5 separate regions of the Mus musculus genome follow, and regions 1, 2, 4 and 5 are each linked to region 3. The links are chromatin loops, found by intact Hi-C in ENCODE. Cell type or tissue: left cerebral cortex. All regions are shown on one strand. Each heading gives the region's core, and the rest is flanking DNA. Links, peaks and the distances in the headings are about the cores only.

Region 1 (6,191 bases), core at 786-5,785, 440 kb after region 3:
CCACCTGCATCAAATCCTTGAGAATTCCAAGCACACACAAAACTGCAAGGTTTGCTGTCAAAAGAGTAACTGTAAGAAAAGACTGAAGGCCACATGGTGGGTCGTGCCTGTAATCCCAGCAGCCCTGTGGTAGCTGAGGCAGGAGGATTGCTGAGAGTTTGATATCAGTTCACGGCCTCAGTTTCCCTATCTGCAAACATATATCCCATTATGCATACCTTTCAGAGAGCTATGAGGTGGAGGAGCCTACAGAAAGGATGAGCAGTTAGTTTACATTGCAATCCTGGCTTGGGCACAGGGATGTGATTTTGTTGTTGTTGTTGTTTTTACAGTTGTAGAATAGAATGAGTTGTTTATATTGACACTCATTTAAAAACCTGAAGCCTGGGCTGGAGAGATGGCTCAATGGTTGAGAACATTGGCTGCTCTTCCAAAGGACTCAGGTTCAATCCCAATATCCACATGGCAGCTGTACGCAACTCCAGTTCCAGAGAATGTGACACCCTCTCACACACAGACAGATAGATGTACAGTCAAAACACCAATGCGCATAATAAATAAGTAAATAAATAAATTCCTAAAGACATTCTTCCTTGAAATGAATCTTGTGTTCTTCCCCTATCAATATACAGCAGAGAGAAAACGTACCCTCAATGAATTTTACATTTTTCTATATGTAGTTAGAATGCAGTGTGCTCATACTTTTTTTTTTTTTAAACCAAAAGATCCCCTTCAAGTGTGAAGAAAATGACGCCCTAGGGAGATGTATGATTCTGCAGTTTCTAAAGCCCCCTGAGCACTCCGCCTCGCTGAAGAAGCTCACATGCAGCTCAAAGGAGAAAATTTCTCACTTTAGACAGGCCTGTTTATTCATTCTTTTATAACTGCCCCTCTCTGTACCACATGGCCTCTGATGCCACAGTGGGACCCAAAGGCTCGGCTCTAATAAAGCAACACACACACACACACACACACACACACACACACACACACACACACGGTCCAGGGAGAGCAGAGGGTAGCCAGGCATAAGATCACAGGACGAAAGCAGAATCTCTGCTCAGCAACATAAAAGTGTTGGCTTGCACACAAAGACATTCTTGAACACATTTCCATGATGCACAGGACGCAGGACGCAGGATGCCTCAAGTGCATTTTACTCAAGAAAGCAACTGATCTCATGCAAGGTGATGACTGCAGAGGCAGCCCGAATCATGCTCTCTTGTTTGTTATCTGTGGTTCTCGAATCTCCAAAGTGAAAATGCACACTCCCTGGACCATCATGGAAGTCCTGGGTACAGGTCTCAGGAGGTCTCTCTGTGCTTCCCAATTCCAGAGAGCGCCTAGGACGGGTGCCAAACTACCAGGGGTTTCCTGAACTGCCCCAACCCCACCTCCATCATCCACTGGATGTCACAGCCCATCCAGGATGACACTGTCACACTTCATCTAACCAGCCAATTCTCACTCGTTTAACTCCTCTACCTCCTTAATTTTTAGCTCGTGGCGTTACAATTCTGTAATCCTGCCACCCAAGGCTCAGGCTTCCCTCCCTCAACTTCCCGTGTCCTACCCGCACTTACCCCAGCCCTAGAAGTTTTGGTTTATTCCACTCTCCCGTTCCCTCCACAGCCCGCAGCCTCTGCGTCAGCCCAGTGCTAAGCACCTCAAAGGGGCTTGATTAATGTTTTCTTTCGCGAAGGCTGAGGAAGCTTCCAGCGTGGTGGCACAGACAGACATAGCTGGGAACAGATGATCGCCCGCTTTCCCACTTCCGGCCACCACCGAGAGCAGAAAGGAACCTCACTGGTCCCTAGTGACCTGCGGGGCCTCTGCGGAGATTCCAATCCTCCACACTTCCTCTCCCCATTGTTTTCATTCACATTAAAAAGAAACATCAAGAATTTTCATCAGAGCCTCCAGAAGGAAGATTCTGTTTGGAGTGGAAAGAAGCATGTGCTGTCCGATGAAGCAAACCCCTCAAGGGGACGGAAGTATAAGGCAGAGCGTGTCCCACTGACCCTCATTACCAACAGAGTCTTCAGAAGGGGATGAAACTCGCCATCCCTAAAGATGTAGCTTACGAATCATTCTTAAGTACCAACGGCCTATTAGCTTCTGTTGGAAAATTCCAGATCTTTTCTTACACACCCTTGAAGATTATAAACACAGGTTGAAAATGTTCCATGTGGCTGGGCATGTAGCTTGTTGGCAAAATCCTTGCCTATCACGTATGAAGCTCTGGCCAGATAGGCAAACCAAAGACAACACTTTCTACAGCTAAGTGTAGCCAAGATGAGGTTTTTAAGAGACCTCCACCTCCTGGGTACAAAGGCATAATGCAGGCCTTTAGCCGTCCATGAATTCTCTTGTTTTTAAATTTAATTTAACTTTGGTATTTTTGAAGCAGGGGCTTGCTGTGAAGCCCAGGCTGGCCTTGAATTCATTATGCAGCTCAAACTTGCAATCCTCCTGTCTCTGCTTCCAGAATGCATATGACCTCTTAAATGTTACAAAGCTCCTCTTCTTTGGCAAGTGTGGTTTCCATTTACATTCTAAGCTATATATTATTGTGTATTCCATAATGGCACTTCTTTCATAAAATGATCACAGCACCAGCCAGTTTAGAATATTCTAAATGAAGAATAAAAAGAACACACACTCTCTCAGGTTTACCACATTGTAGATTTTAAAAAATTCATCCCTGGCATGATGGCTTCTATTAGCGAAAGCCAGAGTCCACCTAACTATCGGTGGCTTTTGTCAGAACCTTCCCAAGAAGCCACTTCAGCTTTTCTCTTAGGGTGTACAAGGGGCTCCCTGTTTCCCGGCAGCTTCTGAGATGGCAGTTTGGGTCATCCTGGAACTGACATCACCAGTTGCTGACATTCCAATCCTGTTTTCTCCCCTATGGGGACACTTTTTTCAGACCTGTAGCTCACCCCTTACTACCCACACCTGACTCGTGGGCCACTGAGTCACTTCCTGTCTTTCAGACTTGCTGCTAAACTTCTCTTTGTAAGAACAACATTAAATACAAGTTTAATGAATATTGCAACAGAAACAGAATGGCCTTTCAACAACTGTAGGCTAATAAACACAGAGCCCACTGTGGGTTCCTGGAATCTTTTGAGGTTAGGATATGAGAGGGAATTCACCAAAGACTTATCGGTGACTTGGCCAGTGATTTCCACCTGCCAGTGATTCCCAGATGTGCCAGAGACCTCAGAGGTTGCTTGTGGAGGTGGCAAGCGCTTAGTGTATCCAGATGTAAAGACTTTCCCGCCTCCAGGGTGAGTGGAAGACACATTTGTAGTCGTTAGAGATAACAAGCACATTAAGCACAGAAAACTCTGCCTCATTGGATGTTTGAATCCCCAGTGGCCACCCTATGTCTGGAAAACTGTAGAGGTATAGCCAGCATTATATAGAATACACACTTAAAAATAAAAAATGAGTAGTTAGTTAGTTCTGGAGAAAATTCCTGGGTACTATTTTTACACACACACACACACACACACACACACACACACACACACACACACACCCTCACTCTAAAAATTACTCAAAAACTCTTTTGTCTCTTGTGTTCATTTCTGTTTCCATGGAAGCCACCCAACTTTCAGCAGGCACCACACCAAGCTAGATTGTGTAACGGCTGCTTTTGAAAAGGATTCAATTTTTCCCCTTTAAACGACTATTTCAGTTGACCTAAGAGGTTTCTTTTAGCGCTGTTTAGTTTTAGAGAATTAAGTGCATTTAAAAGGCAACTGGGGGTTTTCAAGACTTGAAGGGCAAATCCCCTAAGGGGCTCCCAGCCAGGTGGCTCTGTGTTCCTGACCCCAGTCTACCCACGAGGAAAGCTCTTGTGCCTGTCCGACCATCAGTCCATGAAAATGACAACTACGAGGGGCTTTCCCTTGATAAAACTCCTGCAAAAGCCTCTGTATGCCTGCATTTATTTTCAGTCTAAATTCAAGTTCTAGGCTGAAGATTCACAGCACTACTTGATATTTCTTTTTAAATTATTCCTTTTTATTGGGACAGGCAGAGTCTGTCAGGTATGAGGCAAAGATTCTCAGGTCTTGTATTCCTGCTTCTCTTATGGCATTTAAACAGGTTCTATTTCTTCGAATTTTCTTTTCTAAAAAATTTAACTGTCATGGGCAAGGAGCTTGATGTAGCACAAAACCATAAGGAAGAGTCACATACCACATTAATAGCAGGTACAGAGTACCTAAGCAGGAGGTTCCAGAGTAAGCTCATCTTTAAAAATACTGGTACTTGGCCAGGCAGTAGTTGTGCACGCCTTTAGTCTCAGCACTGGGGAGGTAGAAGCAGGAGGACCTCTGTGAATTCTAGGCTAGCCTGGTCTACAGAGTGAGTTTTAAGCGATTAGGGCTACATAGTAAGACCTTGTATCTCACAAACAAACAAACAAACAAACAAACAAATTTGCGTTCTAGCTATTTCTCAAGGCAAAAATAAATGAAATAGAAATAAAAAGTGTTACTTATTTTAGGTAAATACTTAAGGCAATATCAGGTACTAAATATTTAGGCATTGTTTAGATGCTTTTAAAGTCAGAACCTCTGCCGTCCTTCTGGAGTTGAACCCTCCTGGTTTCAGGATGCTGGCTGCTCTGCTCACCCTGGTTTGGCCTATGCTCGGTGCCCTGGGGTTTGGCAAGTGAGAAGTAGGCAAGTGACAAACCTGACTGAAACCAGCCTTTTAATGTTATTGTAAAAATGGCAGACCGCACCTGACCCTAGATTTTTTTTTTTTCTTTTTTGTTATTTTAGAATCTGGCTTCCCAGTGCTCCTTAGGATGAAAACAAGCTTCCTGTTGTGTAAGCTATACTGTGATATGTGAAGCTAAGGAATTCCTCTTTGGCTAAAGTTCTATCCTGGGCAGTGAGTCCCAGCTTGGGATTTTTTTTTTTTAATAACCAGAATGCGGTTTGCATAAAATGTATTACAAAGATGAACTATGAAAGCCAAAAGGCCAATGTTTTTAAGCATGCAGCTCTTGGCCACCGTGATGGACTAGCGGTGAAGGACGTGGGTCTGGGATGGTCCTGCTATGCTTGATATAACCATGCAGAAAGAAGTGTTTAATCAAAGCAAAAGCAGAAGCAAAACCTTCAGTTTCATTCCGATGCTCTGCATTACGCAAATTTCAAATAAAAAAAAAAAAAAGCTTTGGAAATTTGTAAACAATTTGCAAGGTATATTTGATCACATCATGAATTGCTCCTAAAGCAAAAATAGGTCAGAAATTATATCCACCTTTTCATCTTTTTAAGTGTTCGTTTCTTGGGAAAGCTTTGGTGATACAGCTGCTAAAGGTCACAAGAAGAGTGACTTTAAGATGATTTAAATCTACTTTTTAAAAATGATTTTATTGCTCGCAGTCTATAGTTTATAAGGTCAGAAGATGAAGGGGAACAAGACCTTCTAGAGTGCAGGGCTTTGATAAGGCAGGTTATTATTTCAGGGGTGAGTTGAGAGGGGTCTAATGAAGTGACTCCAAAGAGCAGCTTGCCAGCTGTGTGACTGTCTGCAAAACCTGACCCTTCCCAACATCGAGCCTTACCGGGAAGAGGAAGGCGCTCCGAAAGTCTTTGCAGAGGGCTGAGAATCTTGTGATTTGGGAAATGAAACTCTGATGTAGTACATATAATCAGAGACACCCATGCCACTGGGATAATGTCACAGACTCCAGAGAAGATAAGCCTTGTCCTTCTGTCATGGCTGCCTGAGGGTAGACAATGGCCACACCTACGCCAACTAGATGAAGGAAAACCCCCCGAGAGTGCCAGGGAATAGCATGGAATGCTGAGGTTTATCTGACTCTTGCATTGCTCGGAAAGCTTTGTTGATGAGCCTTGATCCCAGCGGTTGACATGACTTCATAGTGTGGTCTCTGACATAGCAGGCTAAGAATCTCCACAAAACCGCAGGCTCAGCTGCTGCCTCTTGGTCCCTAGGGCCAGCTCCGATGCATTCTTTCTCAATTTGGGGATGAAGTGTAACATTTCTAATTGCTCCCTGTTTTGTGATCCAGTTCTAACAGAAGCAAGCATAAAGGCATGATGCCGGAACGTGGGCCCTGAGTAAAGTCGTGTCTTTAAAGGTCATTCTGTTACTCTAAGACAGACCTTAGGGTGTCTAGGTAAGTAAATAGCCTT
Region 2 (6,191 bases), core at 599-5,598, 460 kb after region 3:
GCTATGACCAAAAGCAATCCGGGGAGGAGAGTGTCTATTTCACCTTATAGCTTGTAAGTCCATTACTGAGGGAAGCCAGGGCAAGAACCTAGAGGCAGGAACTTGATCAGAGGCCATGGGAAAATGCGGCCCACTGGCTTGTTCCCCATGACTTGCTTAGAATATTTTCCCACACAACTCAGGACCTCTTGCCTTGGTGTCATTCTGTCCACAGTGGGCTAGGCCCTCCTACATCAGTCATCGATCATGAAAACACACCACAGACAAATCTAGTGGCAGCATTTTCTCAACTATTATTTCCTTCCCTCCAAACGACTCTAGCTTGAATCAACTAAACTAACTAGTATATATGGAAAGTCAGAAAATGAAACTCTGTGGTACACGAATGACTTCATGGGGTTGAAGAGATGGCTCAACAGTTAAAAGCACAGGCTGCTCTTCCAGAAGACCTTAGTTCAGTTCCTAGTACCCACACCGTGGTTCAAAACCATCTATAACTTCAGTTTCGGGGGGGGGGGGGTGTCCAACGCCCTCTTCTGGCCTCCTCAGACACTGCATGCATATAATATAGAAACATACATACATATATACATACAGGCAGCCAAACATTCACATACATGAAATTAATATAAAAAGTTTTTCCATTTCAAAAGACCCTAAAGTATATATAATGATTAAAAACAAACAAACAAACAAACACACAGAATCTGTCCATCAAGTCAGCTTTTCTCGTACACATCTAGTGCTTCGTGGAGCTGGCTTTTCGTTTCTTTTAGGTGCCTCGTAGTGGGGAGTGCACTTGGAGCTCTGGCATTCAGCCATGCAAAACAGGGAAAGTCCACGGCGAGGCAGAAAGTGTAAATTCCCTGCCTGGGCAAGCCAGTCTCATGTGTTTAAGGCAAAGACAGGATCAACCCCTCCTGGAACCTGCACCCTTCCCTTCATGTACAATCACCCCGGTTCTAACTCTGTCTACTCCTCTCCTCCCTTACTCTCTAGTGACCCAGGACTTGTAAGAATTGAATTTTATATCCCTTCAAGATTTTAATAGGGATATCCTTTATCTTGGGCAGAGAAAGACAAATTCTGCTATCACCTCAAGCACAGGGCCTGCTTTAGCTAACATGCCAATGAAGGTTCAGTTAAGAAAGAACAAAGCCTCTGGTCACATGGTTCAGGGTGCTCCCTGGGCAAGCTGGGCCCTTTCCATTGCTGGGAACACTGACTGACTTATTGCTTCACCACTAGAGAGCCTTTGACTTTTGACTTCTGGTTGAGGGTTAGGCTCAAGCACTGGGTTGTGTAAAGAAGTTTCTAGATTTTTTTTAAAAATCTACTTTTAAATTTAGAGAAGCCTGCAGATTCCGTAGAAGATTCTGAAAATCAAGCAAGCATCTCTCACAAACAAACAAACAAGCAAACAAAAAAAAAAAAAGCACATTCCTCATGTGGCAGTTTATATGTAGCTGCTTTCTAACAATAGCGCTCTCCGATTTGATTGAAACCAACTTGAAAATCAAAGCTGAAGGCATGTACATACAGCAGATCTAGGAATCCCAGGCTCCTGAAACTTGTGTTTCTTATTTAGCTGTGAAGCGTGGGTGGCCATGAGCGTTCCTGGCAGCTATAAGGCATTTGCTAATGTATTTGACTTTAGTGTTGTTAATCACACTTATCAACACAGGCAAGCTGTGCTGGCCACAAAAGATTAGCTTCTCTCCTGTAATGCCCTAGTAGTTCAAAGGCAGAACATCAGCGCTGAGTGACAGAAGCATCTGCGTGCTCCCACGACCCTCCAGTGACTTCAGAACATACCACAAGCTTTAGCTTTTTTCTTTTCCATAACTTTGCACACACTCTTTCCTTCTGCTATAATGGCTAAGGCCGCAGAGCTTGAAAGCTTAAAAAATGAGTTGTGTTTCTGAACACCTCAGAGAGTTTGAGTTCCAAGGTGGTCCCCACTGTCAGGAGCCAGAGATCCGCTCAGAGAAGTAGGAGCCTCCAGCAGGGTAGAGCCTTGTTTGCAGGGGAACAAGATCACTGTAAAGCCTTTTTTTTATGAAGCATTGGGTTTTTTGACTGTAGACTTTTCCCTTGAGACACACAGGCTATTGCTTCTTGCAAATCAGTACTGTTTATAATGACTTAAAAACACTTTGCCCAGCTCAGAGGAGAGCAGGCAGGGAATACAGTCACAGAGCGAGTGTTCTGGAGAAAGAGAAAAGACACTCAGCACGGCACCTGCAGATCTGGCCACCTGAGTCTTGCTTTCATGGAAGGACTCCTGGGTTCATGGCATGACCTGCTTGTCCCAGCCTGGCTTACCTTCACTAGACATGGTTTAGATCAGAATTCTCAAAGATCAGTATAGTAGAGGTTTTGTCTGTGCTGGTAGGATGCTTGGGAGATGATGGGACTCTTGAGAGGTGCAGCCTAGTTGGAGGATGTTACACAATTGTGGACACATCCTTGAGGGAGACTCCTTTTTCTCTTTTGGGCCTCCCATGTGTCATGAGGAGAGCAGTTTGCCCCAAAACCAATGTATCTGCACTTTGTAAGCCAGCAATGAAAGACATTGTTATACACGCTGGAATTAGAGCTGGAGAAATGGCTCAGCAGTTAAGAGCTACTCTTGCAAAGAACCTGAGTTCAGTTCCCAGTGCCCACATGGTAACTCAACCATCTGTAACTCTGATTCCATGGGATCTGACTCCCTCTTCTGGTCCCCCTGAGCACCACATGCACATTATGCACAGACATACACATGAATAAAATAAAAAATGAAATCTTTACAAGAACACGGAGGAGAGGGTTTCCTGTATTTTGCTGCAACTAATAAAAACTTTAAGTATTTCAAGACGGAAACCAGAGACCAGACCCTTCTGAGTCTCAGACCGTCAGCTCCACATGAGCACCTTGTTTATGTTCAGGGAGCACTAACAGATGCAGAACATTTCCAGGGCATCTTCTGCTGCCCTTTTCTGGTCCCACTTCTGTTCATTTCTATGGTGTTCCTGTTTTCCTTCGTCTTCATAGATCTGTATTACAGATAAAGAAGGGAGAAGGCAGCCATCTGTGCTGTCTCCATACATATAAATAGCAAGGCCCTAAAAATTCTCAGCCCATTGAAATTCTTAGCAACCAGCAAAATGTTCTGCACTCTTCTTTGGTAATGGATAATATCACAGGGAAAACGCCTTTGGTACTCTAAAAAACAAAACAAAACAAAAAACAAACAAACAAACAAACAAACAAACAAAGAAACCCCCCCCCACACAGCCCCTGTTCTATCTGCTATAATTTGTTCCTTGTTCCCAGGCCCAGTCTTCCTAAGACAGGATTAATTTCATGTTGGTCACTGGCCTGTGAAACACTGATAAATTAAATGATTGGTAAATATAATAACTTTCATAGGAAACAGGGGAAAGGAAACCATTTTCTTCTTGGGATTACTAGAGAATCTCATTTCTGAAAACAGGCTGTAGATTAATTAAGTTCAGATCTGATAGCTTATAAAAAAAAAAAAAAAAAAAAAAAAAAAACCCTTGGTGGAAGTCATCCAGCTCGTCCTTGATTACACAGCACTTACTGGCAGCATTGAGAGTCTGGAGCGAGATATTAAGTTATCTGAGGACAGAAGTTCAGAAAGTGCCTGGCAACATTGAGCTCTGACCCTGCCTTCTCGGCTGTGATGTTTCACATTGCTATCATACAGCAAAGGTGAAGACAGCCCAGACATTTCAGGAGCTCGTCTGTGGTACATGTCTTTCAAGCTTCCATCTAGAAAAGTTAACAGTGTAGTTCTCGGTCTCCTCACTTATGCTTACATCTGGCCTTCACAAGTATGGGCAATGTTCCTTGTGTATTCCCTACAAAGGGGGGTAGCGGTAATGCTTTCGTCATATAAGTTGGAGTGAACGAGTTCACACATCTAAGCACTTAGAGAGTGCCTGGGGATATCAGATAGTGATTAGATGTGCACCAGTAATTTTCTTAAAGTTAAACATTTTATAGATTTAAAGTTTGCTCAGTGATGTCTATAGAGACAGTTGAGCCAAAGTGTGCCCCCCCCATAGGCTTGGTTGACCCCACCATATTTCTCTGGGGAAATATGATTGTGTGATCCAAAGTCTATTTGAGTTCCTGGTAGGGAGAAACATTAATGGTTATATACGATAACATATATAGTCCTAAAGCGGAGGATGTTGGTTGACCAGTTGTCTGAATGTAACCTAGACACCATGGATGGAAACAAAGATGAATAATATTGTTTGCTCATGGGGTGGAGATAATGCTTTAGGTTTTCTAGGTTTTGCAGATGCCATCATATTTTTTCCCTCTGACTTAGATCTTGGAAACAGTTCTATCTTTTTATATTTTCTATTATGACAGGCCAAGTTATGGTTCAGTAACAAATTAGTCCCAAATCTTAGCAGCTAACACAATGAGAGCATACTTCTCCGTATGTTCACCAAAGACTGGCGGTAGAACATGGCCCATCTTAGTCCTTCATAGTGTCATCAAACTTGGGAGGGAGGAGGAGCATTGGGGTTTGCAAGCTGTGCCCCAAGACAGGTTCAGCCACCTGTTCTCAGTAAGCCAATTAAAAAAAGAAAGGAGGAGGAGGAGGAGGAGGAGAAAGAGAGAGAGACAGAGAGACAGAGAAAGACTTATTCAATGTAGCCATATTGGAAAGCATGACAAAGAAATTCAGAGAATTCCCCAAATCCATTCTAAAGTGAAATTACAGTTTAAATGGAGGCCAAGGATAAACACATCTAATCAAGGTGTGGTCCCATCCCCCATTGACCCATCCTTGTCTGGGCTCTAGTCTCATCTGTTTCAGGAAAGTAAGTTCCCTCTGGCAGGGGCCTTTTTCTTCTTCCATCAGGAGATTCCTGGGGAAATTCCCATTTGTTTTGGATTCCATTTTTTCAATAGACAGATAGAATGAGAGATGCAAGTATCTCTTTAGACTGTCTTCATTCCTTCCAGGCTGACTACAGTTGTGGAAACAGACTTCATCGTAGTAGCCTCGGTAACAATGAGAATGGAACACAGCAGTTATACACAAGCTCTTAGATCTCTGGATGAGAACTCACTCACTTCTATTTTTAACAGTCAGAGTCGCAGGGCCATCCCAAAACCAATCTTGCCACAGTCCAAGGAAAGTTGTAGTAGAGCCAGCTTGACTATAACTGCTCCTTCAGGAAATAATAGTACCACAGACTGTAATACAGTGTATATAAAATATAAAGAACCATCCTGTCTGTCCATTTCTTTTAAACCTGTCTTTCTGAGTTAAGTGTAAAGATGTAGTTTATTGGACTTTTGATTTTTTTGGGTAGACAGCTACTCAAGTTATTTGTTCTCCAAATTTCATTTGTTCAATACTTGGCCCCCAGAGTAGCAGTGTTGGGTGGTGAAAGGAGTGGGGGCTGAAGGGGTAGATTAATCCACCAATGAGCCAGTGGGTTAACTGGCTGTGAGACCCTTGCCAGAATTACACCATGCTGACTGCCCAGATCAGTCTTCCAGCCATCAGAGCTATGAGAAAAGACATTAAAGGGCTGGTGAGATGTCTGTGTGGTTAAGAGCACTGGCTGCTCTTACAGAGGACCTGGGTTCAGTTCCCAGCATCCATATGGTAGCTCACAACCATCTTTAATTCTAGTTCTAAGAGATCTGACACCTTCTTCTGGGCTCCCCAGATACTAGGCACACGCACGCGCGCGCCCGCCCACACACACACACACACACACACACACACACACACACACACACACGGTACACAGGCTTCCATGCAGGTAAACATACAGACACATACAATTGAAATAAATAAAAGAGAGGATGGCTTCTGATGCATATGGGATGCCAGCATTCCATTATTCAAACAACTTTATCAACAGCAGAGTTGCTTGACATCTTATTCTTGCCTGATGCTAAGGAAGAACACTTCATTTTAAGTTTCAGATAAGCTTTCAATCAATCACAACCACCATCAAACAGTTAACGTGAGCCTTTAATCTCATTTTAAGTTTGAAGTAGCCATGGAGGAAGGAGGCAAGCAGAGGAAGTGAGGATGCTGTAGGTGGACTTCCACCCTGAACATGAGATGTGTGGGCTACAGAGAAGGTACAGAGTTTAAGAGCACTGGCTGCTTTCCCTGAAGACTTGGGCATTTTCTTTCA
Region 3 (6,191 bases), core at 728-5,727:
TCCAATCCCCAATTCTCTGAGATTATATCCCATCCAATTATTTTATCCTAAGGAATTTCACATTGGTAATTGTGAAATCCTCAAATATAAAGAGTACTTTTGTTGGGCTGGAGAGGTAGCTTAGAGGTTAAGAGCACTTACTGCTCTTATAGAGGACCTGGGCTTGGTTCCTGGCTCATAGCTGCCTGTAACTCCAATTCCAGGGGATCTGACACTGTCCTTCTGACCTCCAGCCTGGATTCATAAAATGGCATAACTGGGAACTGGTGGAGACCAGGAGGAGAACTGTCATAGGAGGAAATAGGCCACAGGGGCCAGGCCCTGGAAGTGTAAACCTATTCAAGAGATATGTCTTGGGATGGAGAGATGGCTCAGCCGTTAAAGGATACGCTCACAACCAAAAATATAAGAGATAAATCTCTTAGACTGCTCTCTGGTTGGTAGGAAGTGGTGGACCATGATGGTCTGTCTCACCCAGGGTTGGGAAGAATACAGTCAGCTCACCCTAGATATATGGAAACCTCAGAACCTATGAACCAAACCAATCTGATCGTTCTTTTTAAGTATTTTGGCACGGTTATGAAAATTGATTAATGCATGCATGGTAAAATTGGCAATACTCCAGCAAATGATTGACGACTCTAAACTGTCAAGACCACACCCCCAACAGAATTATGTACTGAGCAAGCATTCTGTGCTCAGCGCCTATTGTATCATATTAAACAATCTGGATGGTGGCAGTGTGTAGTTCCTACATTCTTGCTCTAATTCTGTGGCTCCTAAGAAACTTACATGTATCTTTAGGGGTTTCAGAATTGAGAGGGAAAGATAATAACAACAGAGGCTAGAGAGATAGCTCAGTGGTTAAGAGCAGCGACTGCTCTTCTGAAGGTCCTGAGTTCAAATCCCAGCAACCACATGGTGACTCACAACTATCCATAATGAGATCAGATGTCCTCTTCTGGTGTGTCTGAAGTCAGCTACAGTGTACTTACATATAATAAATAAATAAATAAATAGAAAGAAAATAACAACAAAGAGCTGGAAGCTTCTTTCTTTGTTTCTTTGTTTCTTTCTTTCTTTCTACTTTGTTTTGTTTTTGAGACAGGATCTCACTGTAACCTTGGCTGTCCCGGGACTCACTGTGTAGACCAGGCTGACCTCAAACCTAACAGAGATCTGCCTGCCTCTGCCTCCCAAGGGTTGAGATTAAAGGTGAGTGGCACCACGCTTGCCTAAGAAGCCAGGGCCAAAGATTTGCTTTTTTTTTTTTTAAGACCTATCTAGCTCTTCTGTTCTGTCCTTGCTGGGAACATTGAAGTTGTATAGGAGAGTTCCCAAGGCTTAGTGGATGCATAAAATGGGTAGATGCCTGTAGTACAGCTCTGTAGAAGACAGAGTGATCCCAGGAACCCTGCTGAGAGAGGGAATGAATAGGTGCTAGTATCTGAAGGTGCTTGCTCTGCTACAACTTAAGGCTCTTCTTCCCCAGCACAAACACTGTGGTTTATAAACCTGCATTGCCTATCTTTCGTTTCGAATATCTTACCATAAGCTCCCGATTCACCTCACATGTTCATTGTTGAAACAAACAGTCCTAGTGCAGGGAGATCCTGCTCACTGCAGGGATGGACAGCATCAAAGAGCAAAAGGCGACCAAGACTTGTCAGCTCTGACAGGGACCTGGGGGTGAAGAGAAACCTCCATCTTAGCCCGCCCAGCCCACAGCTGCAGCAGTGAGGGCAGAAGTGGCAAGGGCGCACAAACCTCATTTTCTGGATGGCATCTTTGTGGCCTTCCAATCGCTTCCTCACCCCGTTAAGGGGGGTTCTTGAGCAGTGGGATGAACACTGGATCCCTAGGTCCACCAACCGGTGAGGAGCCATGTAGACATTAATAATCTTTCATTTACACAGCACATAATCTGTGCTGCACCACAGGGTTTAAAACATCGCACAAGAGGTGGAATACACCTTTAATTCTAGCACTTGGGAGGCAGAGGCATAGAGGCAGAGGCAGGTGGGTCTCTGTGAGCTCCAGACCCAGACAGAGCTACATAGTGAGACCCTATCTAACAAAACAAGACAAAACAACAAAAAAAGCCAGGAGTGGTGGCACATACCTTTAGTCCCAGCATTGGGAAGGCAGTGGCTGGAGGATGGAGCCTAGCCTGGGTTATATAGTGATTTCTAGGCCAGTCAGGGCTGCATAGTGAGAGCGTATTCTCAAATAAAATAATACACATTTATTTTTTATTTTATGTGTATGAGTACACTATAGCTATACAGATGGCTGTGAGCCTTCATGTGGTTGTTGGGGAATTGAACTTAGGACCTCTACTCACTCCAGTTGGCACCCTCTCGCTCCAGAAGATGGTGGGTGTCAGATCTCATTATGGGTGGTTGTGATCCACCATGTGGTTGCTGGGGTTTGAACTCAGGACCTTCGGAAGAGCAATCGGTGCTCTAACCCGTTGAACCATCTCGCCGTCCCCCTCCTTTTTTTTTTTTTAGAAATTAAAAAAAAAAAAAAAGGCCGGGCGTAGGGAAAATGCCAGTACTAAGGAGGCAGAAGCAGAGGCAGGCAGATCTCTGAACTCGAGGGCAGCCTGGTCTACATGGTAAGATCATGTGTAGCCTGGTGTACACAGTGAGCTCCACAGGCCAGCTAGGGCGGCAAAGGAAAGAAAAAGGAAAGAAAAAAAAAAAAGCCTCATCCAAAAAAGGAAAGAAAAAAAAAAGCCAAAGCCAGCGGAGTTCAGCTATCTACAGATTTCCCGCCAAAGCCTGGGAGGCTGAGTCCAAGCTGAGAGAACGCACTGACAGCTGCCCATCACTCTGCTGCCAAGGAGACAGAGGAGGCCGCGCCAGCAGGGCGGAGCCTGCGCGTGCGCGCCCCCGGGTGTGTGGGGCGGAGCCCGGAGCGCGGGCTGAGGAGCGCGTGCGCACGCGCCTGAGCGAGAAGCCGTGCGGCCGGTAGGGGGCGCTGAGAACCCACGCGGCGCTCTGCCTGCCCCCCAGGCGCTGTCCGCCGCGGTTCGATTGGAGCAGCCGCGGAGCTGCTCTTGGCGCCATTTTGAAGCGGAGAGGCGGAGGAACGGCCTGGACTGGCTGCGGAAGGGGAGGGGGGGCGGGAGGAGGCGATTGGATGCGGCGGCGGCGGCGGCGGCGGCGAGGGCGGCGGATCCCCGAGATCGGAGGAGCGCGAGGAGTGTAGGAGCCGGGCGACCGGAGGTAGGAGCGACTCGGGTAACGGAAAGGGAGCGCCTCTTCATCGCCTCAGCGCCCCACGCTCCATTTTTCTAGCGGGGCGTGCGCGCGTGGAGCCGTCGCCCGCTGAGCCTCGCGTGTCCCGGTGTCCCAGCGGGGCTGCGGTGGGGCCGGGGGCGGGGAGGCCGCGGGCCGCGGCTGGCGCCGGCCCGGAGTGACCTTTGCGGGGGCCGCGGCCGCGCCCCTCCCCCTCCCCTCTCCTCCCCCTGGAGAGAAGCCCCCCGCGCCGCTTCCCCCTTCCGGCTGCCTGCGGGCCCGGCGCGAGGGGAGGCGCGCCGCACTGCTCGGGAGTCGGGGAAGAGCCGGGAGCCGGCCGAGAGAGCGAGAGCGAGAGAGAGAGAGAGAGAGAAAGAGGAGAGAGTCAGAGAGAGTCAGAGAGAGAGAGAGAGAGAGAGAGAGAGAGTCCTCGGGCGACCGCGGGTGCAGCCCCACGGCGGTACGGACAGTGTGCGGTGCGGGCTCGCCCGCCCGCCTCTGCACCGTTATTCCACTGACACTCTAAAAGTTTGCGGTCCGGGAGAAGCCCTGGCGGCGGCGGCGTTGGTGTTGGCGGCGTTGGCGGCGGCTGTGGCTGTGGGTCTGCTTTTTGTTTTGTTTCGGTTTTTGCTCTGTACGTTGAAGAGCAAATGTGATGTTTGCACATAGGAGCAGGCATGTAGCATGCAGCCGACAGGTGTTTGCAGGGTCGACGGAACCCCGAAATTCAGCACCTGCTCTTCAGCGCTGCATGCTATTCCAGTACGAACTCCCGAGGGGTTTGAAAGAAGAGTGATTCGTTCGCTCCATCCTCAGGAACCCTACCAAGATTTAAAAGCCCCCCCCCCCCCCCATATTTTTGATTTCAAAGAATGCTCCTTTGATACTAGAGTTAGGAACTGATGGGTGGCTGTAATCGCTCCAAGGAGCGGTCTCTCTGTTGAATACTTGTTGAAGCTTTGGAAGTATTGTTTCATTTTTGAAGGTTGGTCTGAGGTCCTGAGAGAGTTGGGGAGGCCTGTGGACTTCAACGAAATAACCTTTTAAAAGCCAGGTGTATGTAGTGTAGGAGGTGGGCTGTAGCTAACTTATGATGACTGAAGTGGAGAAGGGCAATTTAAGCATTGTTCTCAGCACATGTAGTTAACAGTTCCACGAGGGGGTGTTTTCTGTGTTAACTTTTGTGAAAGTCAACTAAGTTGGCACAAGCGCGGGTTTCAGAGGCTATCTCTTGGCTGTGCACTAGACATGTCAGATGCTAGTGTTTGGGGGACTTTAGTAGAGTGAACACTTGGGAGCTATGGCAGGCCGCTGTGGAACAGGTAATCTTCCATTTCATGGTGACAGCATAATACCTAACTGATTTTACAGCGGCGAGTTTGGAGGTAAAAAGTTATATGGCACATAAGATTAATAAATTAATTCCCAAAGTTTAAATATTAAACACACTTTTAGGGTGGTGAAAGTGGGGAGTAGTATGCTATGGTAGCCTGGAACTGGCAATCTTTCTGGCCTGATGTGCTGGGATTACATTGCCACACCCAGCTCATAAAAACCATCTTGAATCAAAACGTTACTTCTTTGAACTCGTATTTGCATATGATGTAAATTTACAGATACATATATAGAAAAGATGTGTTTTAAAGTTTACTACTAAAGTAGCACAGATGTTTTCCTCTTAGTTGGATTCTGTTTGAAGTGTCTCTGATGAGAAAGTAATGCTAGTCTTTTGCCTTTTTTTTTCCCTCCTTTTTAAAAGAACTTTGTCATTCTGGTTGAAGGTTTTGCTTTTCCTGCAGCTCTTGTTGATGCTTTCAGTTGCCTTTAATCCCCTGGCTTTGGTCCCCTCTCCCTCTCTCCTCAGAAGAGATCTTGTGATGATGGTGACTTGTCATAAGATGGTTTGTACTCGGCTTGTTTGTACCAGGGTTCTAGACAGTTTGATGTTTGATGATCATTATTTAAATTTTAAGTTTATCATGTTCTCTAACTTTGTTTAACAAAGAACAGTATTCTAAGAATCTGGCTTTAACAGTAATTTGCTAAGCTAAGCAAAATGACACCTTGTTTTAGACAGGTCTTGCTCAGGTGAACAGAGAAGTGGCTGGAGAGCTGAACTTCTGGAGGAAGGGAATGATTTGGGGGGCTGCGTTTTTCTTATTCCCCTTAGCATATTTGGAGATTGTTCTTTGGCTCCCAGCATGCTACTTATTTCACATTTGATTTGCATTAATAGAAGAGCTAGTTCACTCTGGTTTACGGATTCTTAGGTGACATAAAATGCTGCAAAAGTGGAAATTTACGTTTACTTTGCAGGTGTTAGAAAACTACCGAGGAACTTGAGGCTTGTTGCCAGCCCTCTACAGATGAGAAGTTAGGTTTAGATGGAATGGCCCTGGGTTAAAAGCTTACTCAGGTGGGCGATTGAGAAACTGAGAAGTTTGCTGGTGTCTGTTGCTTTGTGTAGGACTTACTGTATGTAATTGAAGTCATCGGGATTCAACCCATCATCTCCATCCTGTTCTCACTTTCCTCTCATTTCAGCTTCAAAGTCAACTGACTGGTTTAGACTCTGGCTTTAACAACTGTTGTCCAGGATTCTGTTCACCTCTCTTCTTTCAGAAGCTAACCAACCTCTTGGAGCCTCTGTCTTTAAGAGCTACTTGCTCTTTTATTGACACTGTTAGACATCCATCCATCCGTCCATCCATCCATCCATCCATCAATGTGACCAACAAGAGGTTTTAAACTTGTAAGCCAAAGTGATTTGGAAAAGTTAGTGTTGAGCTCGCTTTGTTACTGTATCTATGAGAACATTATTTACTCTGAAACTCAGTTTACTACACGAGGCATTTGTCACTGCTATTTACAACACACATTTTATTTGTTCTGTGTATTTCTGCTTGGTATATAAAGGTTGCAGAAATAATTTAGTTTAAAAATAAA
Region 4 (6,191 bases), core at 387-5,386, 980 kb after region 3:
TCGACTCGCTAAATCCTCTGAAAGTAGTACAAAGCTAAGACTCATGTTGGTGATTTGCCATAAAACTTGCTATTTCTATTTCTTAAAATTAATTCATCCCAATAGTCTCTCTCTCCCGTCGTCCCTTCAAATAAACCTACCTTGCCTTAATCTAGTTTATATTAAACAATTTAGGGATGAACTAATACACCCGTTTCACTTCTCTTCTTCATAACCTTATCTCATTTCAGAAATGTGTCCTCCATATGGGATTTAGGGTGGCATCATACACTTTTTCAACATTAGTATTCTGACTGAAATTTATACCGTAACTTGGGACAGAGACTTCTAAATATTAAGCCTCCCGTGTGAGAACATACTTTATATTTCTATTTATTCAGTTCTTTTGTCTTGTAGAATATTGTTTCTTCTGAGTTAATTCAACATCACCCTCCTGAAGATTTTATTAACAGCATGACCATCCCCACTAAGCATTTTTTCCCTCTGAACACAAAATATCATTACGACACTGTTATTAGATGCCATGAAGGCCTTGAAATTGACATGGCATATTCTCTCATCCCACTGAGGTAAAAGGTAAAAAACCATAACCAAGGCAAGCTACACACTATCATGTGTAAGGAACTGCCAGTTCTGCTGGGCTGAGGACACTTGAGAGAAGGGCATTTCAGGGACTGGGGAAATGGCTGAGTGAAATACACTTGTGGTGTGGACACATGCAAGTTTGATGACTCCGTATAAAAGCTGTAGCGCTGGTCCAATTGCAACTGTCTGTAATACCAGGGACCTCAGAGAGGTGGGCGGCAGAGACAGGAGAATCCCCAGAAGCTCCCAGGTCCGCCTGCCAGCTGGGCTTGGCAGAGTGGAAGGAAATCTCTGTCTTAAATACAATGGGAAAGAGGACTGGCAGCTAACAGTAACTCTACTCATGCCACCTTCACCCACACAAGCACACAGACACACAACTTCCTAAGTCACACACTAGTCACTGGCTAGTGGTGGGGAGAGATATACACATGACCAGGATTAAAAGTCCCCTCCAGAAACATCTGCTAAGCTTCAACCCAAGATGCTTACTGTGATAGTCTGATGCTCAATTCTCAGTTTTTCCACCCCGATACCATAAAGTTCACGTAGAATACACATAATTCTTGTCTTTTTTCCAGCACCTGATGGTCCATATACTAAGAGGTGAGGAAAGTCTCCACACTGCACCTAAGGAAAAAAAGAACAAGACATTATATCTTAGTTAAACTGGGTGAACTAAGTTAAACAAACCACTTTTAAAGTTCCAAGATATTCTGTTTACCATCCAGCTCCAACAGAAAATGTACCAAACTCTGGACACTAATTTAATCTAATTTACATGCACTAAATGCTTAAAAGTAGGCACTCCCTAAGTAAGCTATCTGAAGGGCCCGTTTGAAACTAAGGGATGACAGAAGGCGAACCCAATCTCTGTAACTAAGACAGATGCTTGTCTGGCCCGGGCTCCCCATAATGGTCCTCTTGCTCAGAAGCAGGTGCGCTGATTTCCTTGTAAGTTCACTTGGAAGAGACAGAAGAACTTCACACTAGATCAAGGTTGATCAATGCTATGGAAAAGACAGCAGTAACAGAGTGCCATCAAACGAAAGAGTACTATTAACATGGGGTCTTGATCTTGCCACCGGGAAACTGAACATTAAAGCTTTTGCAAGGAAAACCGGCACGTGTATTAACGAAGCATAATATTCTATTTCAAATTAGTGCATGCATCACGAACCAAAACCAAAACCAAACCTAAAACATATCTTCCACTTCACCCTCGAGTCTTCCAAAAGCTCTCATATGAACGATCGCGGCACTCGTTAAAATAATCTCTCCTTTTCAGAAAAGCCTTAGCTGTGATTCCGCAGTAACTAAGAACAGGGTCCGGGGCACAGTCACCTCTATCAGCTTCCCACCTAAGCTCTCTGTAGCGGGAGAGCCCATCAGGCATTTGCAGTAACACCGAGGCCCGGGCACACCCCCATCCCCGCCCCCTACCGCCGCTGCTTGCTCCTGATTCTCCACTACACTGGCCTTCTTCTGGTCCCCACACCAAGCCATTGAGGTTCCCGGCAGCAAACACACCGCACTTTGAGGAACGCGTCACTCTGACCCCCTCGCTAGCACCGGGGCGCCCGCCTCCTCCCTCCCTCCCTCCCTTCCCTTCCCTTCCCTTCCCTTCCCTTCCCTTCCCTTCCCTTCCCCGGGCTGTGCAGGAAGCTGCTGAGCAGGGCGGCTCACCAGGTTGCGCAGCTGTGCTGCCTGTTCCTTATGATAGTCCAGCCGGGCAAGGGAGCTCGGCCGGTACTTGTCCACCCAGAGGCTCATGACCGCTCCACAGTCGCACCAGCGGACCCGCCGCTTAGACAGTAGAGTTTTCCCGCGAGCGCGAAAGCGTGCGACGTCACTTCCGGCACCCGGCGACTTCCGGATAGGGAGACTGGGCAATCTCAACCGGGAGTGGAGCAGTCGCTGCAGTTCCCACTTCCACCACTGCACCAACAGTCGCTGGATTTACCGGGCAGTGGCTGCCTCTTTGTTCTCACCCTGTAACATTTTAGAAAACATTCGAAGGAATTAAAGATGTATCTCTGACATTCAGGTTCGTCCAATCTGAGTTCTTAGGGAAGGAAATTCCCTCCATTTCATTCTTTCATTTATTCACTGATTCACAACTTCATTCTAATTAGTGCTACATAATCTGTTATCTTTATTAGTAGAACTGCTTTTCTTTAAAATAATAAACAAACTCCAATATTCAATGAGCATTTGCCTACATGCCTCTGTGAACTATATGTTCTGAACTAGGAAAGTAAAGGAAATAGAAAGTAAAGGAAATCAGAAGCGAAAGTACCCAGAAGCATGACAGACAACGTCCAAAGACAGGTAGTTCATGGTGGATCCTAGGGTATATTCTTTTAATCTAAAAGATTGAAAGAATGTGAAGAGAACATAGAAAAAAAAAAAACCTAGGTTTACTTGTTTTCACAAATACAACACACAGATGCCCCCAATAACATTTAGATCCCCAATAACATTTCGGTGTGTGTCCCAGGCAATATTTGCAATGAAATTAATTTTTATCTGAAATTAGATTTTAATTGGTTGCCCTGTATTTTTTAACTTATAACCATACTTGGAATTCTTCAACTTGTGAGACCTGAGGAAGTGGCTGGGAAGGAAGGATAGAGTCCTCAAATCATAGCCAGAGGGCCAAGGCCAGAGACACAGCTCTGATCTGCTCCCTGCAGTAGCTTCAGAAGTTTCTTTCAGACACCTGAAAGCTTGTTGCTATGGTTAATCTTGGTCATCAGCTTGATGAGATTTGGAATCACTATAGAAACTACTATATAGGTATGTTCCTAGGGGCAATGGAGTAGTGCTGCCTCTGGATTCCAGAGTTTGTAAGCAGAGCAAGGCCTCTCACTACACACCAGCACGAAGCAGGGCACTGAGCCCTTAATCTGGACTGAGGTTGAACAAAAGGTATTTGAAGCTTTAGAAACAGCTCTAGCATTGACTCCAGCCCTAAAACTTCCAGATGTCTCAAAACTTTTTCATCTGTTTGTCCATAAAACAAGACAGAAGGGCTTTTAATCCAAATTTTGGGACCATGGAAACACCCTGTGATGTACCTGTCCAAAGGATTGGACCCTGTAGCCACAAAATGGTCCATCTGTCTAAGCTGTGATAGCTACTGCTAGATTATGTAAGCTAGCTCACAAGCTAAATCTGGGTCTAAATCTTGTACTAACAGCACTCCATTACAAGACTGAGGCCCTCCTCTGAGGAGCACCACGCAGTTTTAATATGCTTGGCCCAGGGAAGGAGTAGCACTATTAGGGGGTGTGGCCTTGTTGGAAGATGTGTATCACTGTGGGGGTGGGCTTTGAGACTCTCCTCCTACCTACCAGGAAGCCAGTCTTCTGCTTGTCTTCAGAACAAGATATAGCACACCCAGCTCTTCCAGCCCCATGCCTGCCTGGACATTGCCATGCTTCCTGCCATGATGATAATGGAATGAACCTCTGAACCTGTAAGCCAGCCCTAATTAACAGTTATCCTTTAAAAGAGTTGCCTTGGTCTTGGTGTCTTTTCACAGTAATGGCAGCCCTAAGACACACCAGGATCTTGGCTGTCTAATGTTTGTGTAAGCCAGTACCAGGCCTTACCATACTTGAGTGCAAAGTGAGAAACTCATAGTTATCAAATCTGATCACCTCTTGCCTAATGACCACCTGCATTGCAGGTACTCTTCCATGAAAGATGAAACTAGATGCAAAGGAGCTGCAACAATTACTTTAACTGAAAATATTTGGGCCCAAGTCAGATATCTCATTCCAAAAAGGAGAACTGATTGGTCTGACCCAGGCTCTCAGATGGGAAAAAGGAAAGTCAACCACTGTATATACAGACAACTACTATGCTTTTAATTCTGTACATCTTCATAGTGTGACTGAAAGAGGGCTTCTCACTGCTGTGGAAAGGAAATTAAATAATCTTGGCCGTTCTAGAGACTATTAGGCTTCCCCTACAATTTACTGTCATCTACTGTTGGGCTGCTGGCCTAGCTGGCTGACAAGTGGCCTGAAGACCAGTGAGCCTTATTCATATTCTTATGATATACCATGACCTGGTGCTTTCCAGAGACTTCATGGTAATGAAGAAAAGAACAGCTCAAACTCACTGGCTGATAAAGGACATCAAAGGGAAAGATCATCCCCCACACCCTCACCCCCTGAAAACAATGGTCAGGACTCTGGTGGTTAACCCTTACCGGTCTGCTCATCTATGGTTCACAAAACTTTCTGAGCTGCTCAGACAAAGCTATGTAATACCTAGACGAGCCCTGCTACATGGGATGACTCAGCCAGATGCCAGGGTTGTGCTCAAGTGAATCCAAAACAGAGAGACCTTACCCAGAAAGGGTCCAAATGAGAGACCAACACCCCAGCAAACTACAGGAAAACTGACTTAAGCAAGTCAGTTTTTATTGGCATCCTGGGGGAGGATGAAGGCCCTTCCTAGTTTTTATAAATGCCTTTTCCAGATGGGTAAAAGTGCTCAAATAGTAGCTTAAAAAGCTCCTCCTGGAACTGGTCTCCTGATTTGTCCTCCCCCTAGCAATGGAGTCCAACAATGGCCTGGCTCTCATAGCCAAACCTCTCCATTAGTAGGTAAAGCTTTAGCTAGTGTGAATACAGACCAGTAGTAATCCATATTCCATCTTGATCTTTATTTAATGGTGCCCACATTCAATGTCTTGTTGTATTAATGTGTGTGTGTGTGTGTGTGTGTGTGTGAATTTATCTTAAAATAGAAATTAGAAACTGCCATATCCAGAGATCCATCCCATAATTAGCCTCCAAACGATGACACCATTGCATACACTAGCAAGATTTTGCTGAAAGGACCCTGATATAGCTCTCTCTTGTGAGACTAGGCCGGGGCCTAGCAAACACATAAGTAGATGCTCACAGTCAGCTATTGGATGGAGCACAGCGCCCCCAATGGAGGAGCTAGAGAAAGTATCCAAGGAGCTAAAGAGATCTGCAACCCTGTAGGTGCAACAACATTATGAACTAACCAGTACCCTGGAGCTCTTGACTCTAGCTGCATATGTATCAAAAGTTGGCCTAGTAAGCCATCACTGGAAAGAGAGGCCCATTGGACATGCAAACTTTATATGCCCCAGTACAGGGGAATGCCAGGGCCAAAAAATGGGAATGGGTGGGTAGGGAAGTTGGGGGGAGGGTATGGGGGACTTTTGGGATAGCATTCTAAATGTAATTGAGGAAAATATGTAATAATAAAAAATATTTTAAAAAAAGAAATTAGAGTTTACAATTCTATGTATGTGCTGTAGGCTGATTATGGGATGGATCCCCTTATAGGGCAGTCTCTAAATGGTCCATCCTTTCATCTCAGCTCCAATCTTTGTCTCTGTAACTCCTTCCATGGGTGTTTTGTTCCCAATTCTAAGAAGGATCAAAGTGTCCACACTTTCGTCTTCGTCCTTCTTGAGTTTCATGTGTTTTGCAAATTGTATCTTGGGTATTCTAAGTTTCTGGGCTAATATCCACTTATCAGTGAGTACATATCACGTGAGTTCTTTTGTGATTGGGTTACCTCACTCAGGATGATGCCCTCCAGGTCCATCC
Region 5 (6,191 bases), core at 731-5,730, 380 kb after region 3:
GAAGAGGTAGCCTGGGGCCAGGACTTGGGGAGCTGGGAGTCTATCCTAGCTCAATAATTCTGAATTTCTAGGATAGCTACTTTAGGTAACAGTCAAGTATTGGTTCCCTTTCATATCAAAGAGAGATGTGGATGATATCCCACCCCACAGAACTACAGTGGAAACTCTTGTGATAGCAGATGGTGTAATTTTATTTATTTATTTTTCAACAAGTATCCATAGAAAGCATTCTTATTCTAGGAGTCATTAGTGAGCAGAGAAGGGAAAAACTTCCCTGTCTTTTAACATTTGAACTTTCATGGGAGAATTTTGATATAGGTTTCCCTCTACCCCACTATGGGAGATTTAATCAAAATAATGTGTTTAGAGACTGGAAGTATCCCTTTGGGGAATGGCTCCTAAAACAAAATCGTATAAGCCTGTATTCTGAGCGTCTCATTTGATTTCCTTTCTTTGGAATATGTGGCACCTGCAATGTGTGTTTCTCACATTCTGCCGGAACTTTACATGATCAGTTGGGGAGGAACATGACTCCCTCCTGGGTGGCCTTTTATAGATAGTACCGTATGTGGGAAAATTTAAAAGAAATGTCCTGTGAGGGAAGAGAAGCTTCTATTTTTTAAAAAGTATGAAGAAGAAGACGCTTGGTAGAAATTCCAGTTCCTCCAGGGTCAGCACTTGAGGAAACACAAGTATGTGCTCGAGGTTGGATTTGTGCTCTGCTCATCAGCTGTACTGGTTTAAACCAGCCGGTGGCGTAAGAATGTGAGGCTGATCTCTTACTGACAGTGAGGCATGGGAACACTGTGCCCATTTCAGTGTAGCTGTAAATGCTCCAGCAGAAGTAACTTTCTTTCCTTGTCACCTTGCCTACTATGGAGTATGTGGCTATCTTATTGAGATCCCAGACCCTTTTCCTACACCCCATCCCAACCTCTCACTTTTAGCAGTTTGACTGCTTCCTAACAGAGCAATAAGGACCCAAAGAGGGATGAGTGAGTTGAACAATGAACGCGTAGGTTAGGTTCAGCACCTCTAGCGCCCTCTCACCCAGGACTTGCCCTATCCAAACCACAGCTGAGGTTTCCTGGGATCCTGGGCCTCAATATCAAGGCACCATGTTCTCGACACCCAGACTTTGAGTTTCTGCTCTCCACTCTCCTCGCTCCCCAGTGGCATACAGATTAGCTCACTTCTTTAAGAGCAAGGTGGAATGTTTCTGAGTAGCCAGACCAGTAATCAGTGGCCAGTGGTCATTTCTCTTTCTCATAGATACCCAGAGAAATACATGTGTATGGTTGCCATGCCCTGGTGTCTCTTGCTTGTTGCTATAGATGAAAGCAACCTTAACTTGGGAAAAAAAAAAGAGAAAAGAAAAAAAAAAAAAACTACAGGAACATGGGGAGAATTCCAAGCCATTAGAGGACAGTTGGAGTCTGTACATGTCAGCTGCATAGATCACAGGGGAAATTAAACACGGGTACATTCTGTGGTCATAAGAACAGAATTCTCAAGAAAAGCTCTTTGCATTCCTGGGCTTATCACTGAATTCCACAGATCAAGATATCCAGGCAGATTGCTACTTAATGTGTTAGTTACTTCATTCCAAGTCTGCAGTGTCTAGAAAATGCCACGTTTAGCTATATTTGGGTGATTCTCCACAACCAGTCTTAAGAACATTTATTTTCCCCGATCTGGCAAGTATTTCAAATTGCATCACAGTGCACAGGAAGAAAGTAGGCATTGTTAAAAGGACAGGAAAAGAGAAAGGAAGAAAGAAGTCAAGCTGCGAGGCAGGTGCTTATTGAAAGGGGATACAGCTTCAGTTTGTTTACATCCGTACTTCTGGAAGGAGGCTCCAGACTGTGTATACCTCAGAGCTGTGCTGCACTGGGTCACAGTGCCCCGAGGGTGTATTCTTAAGTGTGATTCACAACTATTTATGTCATTTGAAAGGAATTCTTCCCCCTTTCCCAACCCCCCCCCCCCCCCCAAGCAGAGGAGCATGGAAGAGAGTCTACAAAAGGGATGTTTTAGTTGTACTGCCCAGCCCACTCCGTTGGCCCACTGTGTCCTGTGGCTCTTTGTGAGTCTGTACATGTGTACATCCTGGATGGGCGCCTTCTTTGAATTGTTCAGATCTCAAGTTTCTTCTTTTGGAAAACACTGTGATCTTTATTATTTCAAATCTATCTGGGGCTTTCTAGCTGCAGGCTCTGAGCCTTCTGACTGAGCCGCCTGCAGGGGGTCAGGCCGGGTCATTGGGAAACTATTCATTCTGCTTCATTCTGACAGAAACCTCCTGTTCTACCCTCACCTTCCAGGAGAGGTGGGAAACAGCTCTGGGTTCTGTGGACTGTATTGGAAGCCTAGAAGGAAAGGGCTTTCCTAAGCTTGGTAAATACAAAATGATTTAAAAAAACCAGACCAGATTCTAGGTACAGAACCTAAGAATGGCCCAAGAAACGCAGTCTTCCAAGGGACAGCAGCGAGGTGATGAACAAACAAACTTAGGAGTTTCTGTTGTCTGACTCTTAGCTGCTTCTCCATGAATGAAGTGGGGAACCCCTGACCGGTTTAGGATTGGGTTTCTGAAGTGGCAGTCAGCAGTGACTGGGCACAGTAAGACAATAGTTCTAAAGATGTAGTAGTGTGGAGTCTAAGAGAGGCCATCTCTGAACTGTGAAAGACACTAATTGCCAATAGCCATTTCTTTGTAGCAAAGCTTCCAGTACATTTGCATGTTGGACCTAAGATACTTTGTTCTAAGAACAGAAAGTGTTTTGTTTGTTCTGATACTCATTGTGGTTGAGAGGTAACCTGGGTCTTTCAGTCTGTTTAATGCTCTGTTGTCAGAGTTGAGAGTCTCACACGTATATGAATGAGGACTGGCTGGAGCTTGCAGAGTGCCTGGGTTCAGCTCCCAGCACCCACATGGGAGCTCATGGCCTTCAGTAATTCCAGTTCTAGAGGGACTCTGATGCCCTCTTCTGGCCTGTGTGGACACCGGACATGCACTGTGGCGCACAGACACACTTGCAGGCAAAACACTCATGCACTTAAGATAAAAATGACTAAACCCTTTTGAAAAATGAAAGTAGAAATGAACAAGAAATCGTACTCTTTGATTTTATACTGGGTCCCAGAATTTACACCGCAGGCCTGCTCTTTACAATCTCCACTGCTCTCCTCAGGAGGCACAAGGTGCTTAGCCATGAAGAACCCTCTGCAGGAGCGCCCCCTGCAGGAGCACCTCTCTTGCCTGCGAGCTCCCCGCCGAATGACCAAAGGTTGAGTTTCAAGTGCTCCTTTGGGTTACTTCCACCCCTTTTTCCCTTTTGTTTTCGATCCCCAGCTACCTAAAAGCCTGGGCTCAAATAGCAGTTTCTGTGGAAGGTTCCAGATCATCCTTCATCCTGTCTCAGGTAGTCAGCCGACAAGGTGATGTGCAGGCGGCAGGTTACAGAACTCTTCCCCTGGAAATGAAGTGTCTTCCCAGAATTATTAGGCTTTTAAATCTTGCGGCTCCATTATAAGGAGTGGCTGGGCGAGAGTGCTGCATTAGAATTCAAATTTCATCTAAATAGTATTAAATCTCCTCCCTGGCATCCTGTTTATGCTAATCCTTGCAGGGCTTAATGATGTTTATCAAGACTTCCATTTCCTCTTCTTTAGAAATGGGCCTCAGCTAATGAAGAAAGGTTGGCTTTATTCAGAAAGCAAGAGTCATAAAGTAGTGTGTGCTATGGGCAGCGATTCTGCGCGTGCGCGGTGTTGGTTTAGCCTTTCACTGCAGGAGCTTCGTATTTATCAGTAGCCAGAGATAACCTGAGCTGCGGCGGTGCGTGGGTGATTTAAGACAGATGTGAAAGCTCACACAACAAAGCAAGGCTGGTCTCACAAGCCACCATGTCGAATACAAATGGCTGGCAATTGAAGGCTAAACCTCTTCACTTCATCTGCAGCCATCTGCGAGGGTGAAAATGGATATGCTGTACTTCTTCATACATAAACTGCAGTATGCTGGGGAGTGTGGGAAGTGAGTGCTGGCAATGTTTTAGGGTTCTGTGCTGCTGGCTGGCTTTGACAGCCTTCTGATGAGTGCTGATGTTCGAGTGTTTAGCCTTCAGGGAAGGGACCCCCACCTCCCACTCTGCTCAATGTCAGAGCTTCATGGAAGTCTTGGAAGATGGTTCCCATGGAATGTGGCTTACAGGAAGGATGTGTGGGGGTGGTGGTATTCCTGGTCTCCCACAATCCTGGGTTGAGAGTGCAAGGCCCTGTGCAGAAGTGAATTTCAATTCCAATGGGATACCCAGGGCAGAGAAAGGACTTCTGTTTCCCTTCCCCTTCCTGGCCCTGCCTCCTTCCCCTTCCTAGCCCCGCCTCCTGTTCTTTGTCTTTAGTTTGTGTTTGCTGTAGATCTCTAGGGTAGTCTTCCCCCACTACCGATTCTCCTGGCTTCCTGCTTCTCTAGTTTTCTTGTTGCCCGCTCTTCTGTCACCTCTTTGCCACACGGAGGCACTGTCTGTGTACTCCCCTATACGTGACATGCAAAGGGAAGGCCATACACAAGGCAGTAGCTATGTTCCTTTGGACAGCCCACAGCTGTTTCTGCTTCTTTTTTTTTTAATGACGCAAGAGAAGCACCAGTGCTTCCCCAGTCGGGCTATATGGCTTGTCAGTATCTATGTCCCTGTCAGGGACCTTTTCCTACAGAGCTCTGCACACATTTTTCCCACCACGGAACTCTTTGAGACTGATACAGGGAAGAAGATAGTCTAATGGGGCTGAAGAGGGTCGGTATGTCCACTCCCTTCTCTTCCTAGGACTTCATGTCTACAGTTTTGGCTGCAGAAGGGAGATGAGACCAATCAGAGGAGTGATTTAAGTACAGACATCACTATGAATCCATGGCGTGGGGTGGTGTTTTCTATCCAGGGGCACTGCAATTCACTTATTTATATCCAAACTAGTTCAAGAAAGAATAAGACTTGTAGTGATCTATAAAAGGTTAGTTGAAAGAGACCAGAAAGGGAAATTACAACAACAAATAAAAATTAAAAAGGATTAATAAGTTGGGAAGAGGGCCACAACTAAGGAATTTGTGCCCCGAAGAGGTATCTACATTTCCTATAGTGGAATATGCATTTGGCTTTGAGCTTTCAAGCAGGCACTACAGAGAGGAAAACACACCCAGTTAGATGAACTTGGAGTCTGCGATACAAAACACAGGCCAGCGGGCCAAAAGAAACATGGTTCTCAAGGACCAAAGCCAGGGGCAAGGGGGGTTCTTCCTCTCATTCTCACAGAAAGGGCGCTACATGACACAGTGGCCAATGTCATCAACAGGATCTTGACAGTGGGTTTATTAATGAGGGCTACAGAGGGTCAGCATCACACCAATGACGAAAAGCCCTTCTAACTGTGAGAAGTGAAGTTAGTTGTAGGAGATGCTGGTTCCCTGTGGGGACCAGGGTGTCGATGCTGCCTCCCTTGGGTGTGTGTGAGAGACATCGAGGCCAAGAGAACAGGATTTAGCATAGCTGTCTGAAACGAGTCTTCTCCGTTACTGCTGGTGACCTGGTCTCTCAGTAAAACACCTATAAAAGGCTAATTCTTATATACGTATGTGTATTCATGGTACAATTGCAACTGAAAGTAATTACATGTCAGCAACCAGATTCATTGACTTACCCTACCAAAATGCTACAATAAATGCCAGATGTTTTATGTAGAAAACAAAATCAGCCATCTACCCAAATATCCAAAATAGTAGCCCTGTAGCCATGAAAATATGAAGAAAATGTGTATCTGTATATTCTCTAGATAATAAAGGTCAAAGGAGGTCACTAGCCAGGTTTAACCAAAGACACCTGGGAATGGCGCTCAGTTCATGGAGGGGTCATCGTGATTTAAGTACCTGCTGTGTTTTGATATCTCTGCAAGTGTCAGGAGCCGAGATCTCTGAGTTCATGGAGCTTAGCCCCTTCTGGCCCATTGAGCCCACAGACAAGGGCAAATCAACAAACACAACTGAGAAGACCGATGTGTTGCCCCCCCCCCCCCAACTAGTGTGCTGAACAAAAGCTGGAAACGCGGCTGTGCCAGGGGGCAGTCTGTGGAGTGAGAGTGTGGTCCTTATTTTGGGACAGAGCACAGAAGAAAGGAATGGTTGGTAATAGGGAGGA

The links. A loop is a pair of places that touch in the nucleus more often than their neighbours do. Peaks named below come from ENCODE experiments on the same cell type or tissue, not always from the same donor. Only the 100,000 strongest peaks of a DNase experiment are listed, where the experiment ranks them.
Region 1: it touches region 3 in a loop (2.8-fold over the local background); 3 of 42 quality-filtered maps call a loop at or near these places.
Region 2: a loop joins it to region 3, with 2.8 times the contacts of the local background. A loop is called at or near these places in 3 of 42 quality-filtered maps.
Region 4: a loop joins it to region 3, with 4 times the contacts of the local background. A loop is called at or near these places in 2 of 42 quality-filtered maps.
Region 5: a loop joins it to region 3, with 3 times the contacts of the local background. A loop is called at or near these places in 3 of 42 quality-filtered maps.

The regions. Positions count from the first base shown.
Region 1 is chr5:151,106,982-151,113,172 of GRCm38, forward strand. All of the region lies in intron 1 of Stard13 (StAR-related lipid transfer (START) domain containing 13), which reads right to left. Among named protein-coding and RNA genes, the nearest start is that of Stard13, 80 kb to the right of the region's middle. In left cerebral cortex, for the core only: a CTCF peak has its summit at 3,355; a DNase peak (open chromatin) is centred at 3,608; H3K27ac peaks cover 2,641 bases.
Region 2 is chr5:151,134,452-151,140,642 of GRCm38, forward strand. All of the region lies in intron 1 of Stard13 (StAR-related lipid transfer (START) domain containing 13), which reads right to left. Among named protein-coding and RNA genes, the nearest start is that of Stard13, 53 kb to the right of the region's middle. In left cerebral cortex, for the core only: CTCF peaks have their summits at 621 and 2,724 (motif pointing left); DNase peaks (open chromatin) are centred at 1,621 and 3,060; H3K27ac peaks cover 2,480 bases.
Region 3 is chr5:150,670,721-150,676,911 of GRCm38, forward strand. It overlaps Gm40353, which reads left to right and starts at 458. Exons shown (of 6, transcript XM_017321266.1): 1 at 458-463; 2 at 3,021-3,248; 3 at 3,306-3,842. The coding sequence starts at 458. Pds5b (PDS5 cohesin associated factor B) reads left to right here and starts at 3,107. Exons shown (of 35, transcript NM_175310.6): 1 at 3,107-3,233. In left cerebral cortex, for the core only: a CTCF peak has its summit at 2,980 (motif pointing right); DNase peaks (open chromatin) are centred at 2,949 and 3,789; H3K4me3 peaks cover 2,101 bases; H3K27ac peaks cover 497 bases.
Region 4 is chr5:151,648,795-151,654,985 of GRCm38, forward strand. It overlaps Rfc3 (replication factor C (activator 1) 3), which reads right to left and starts at 2,414. Exons shown (of 9, transcript NM_027009.2): 1 at 2,272-2,414; 2 at 1,078-1,215. The coding sequence starts at 2,358. In left cerebral cortex, for the core only: a CTCF peak has its summit at 2,520; DNase peaks (open chromatin) are centred at 2,045 and 2,458; H3K4me3 peaks cover 1,281 bases.
Region 5 is chr5:151,052,642-151,058,832 of GRCm38, forward strand. All of the region lies in intron 7 of Stard13 (StAR-related lipid transfer (START) domain containing 13), which reads right to left. Among named protein-coding and RNA genes, the nearest start is that of Kl, 100 kb to the left of the region's middle. In left cerebral cortex, for the core only: CTCF peaks have their summits at 764 and 3,231 (motif pointing left); DNase peaks (open chromatin) are centred at 1,669 and 4,023; H3K27ac peaks cover 4,095 bases.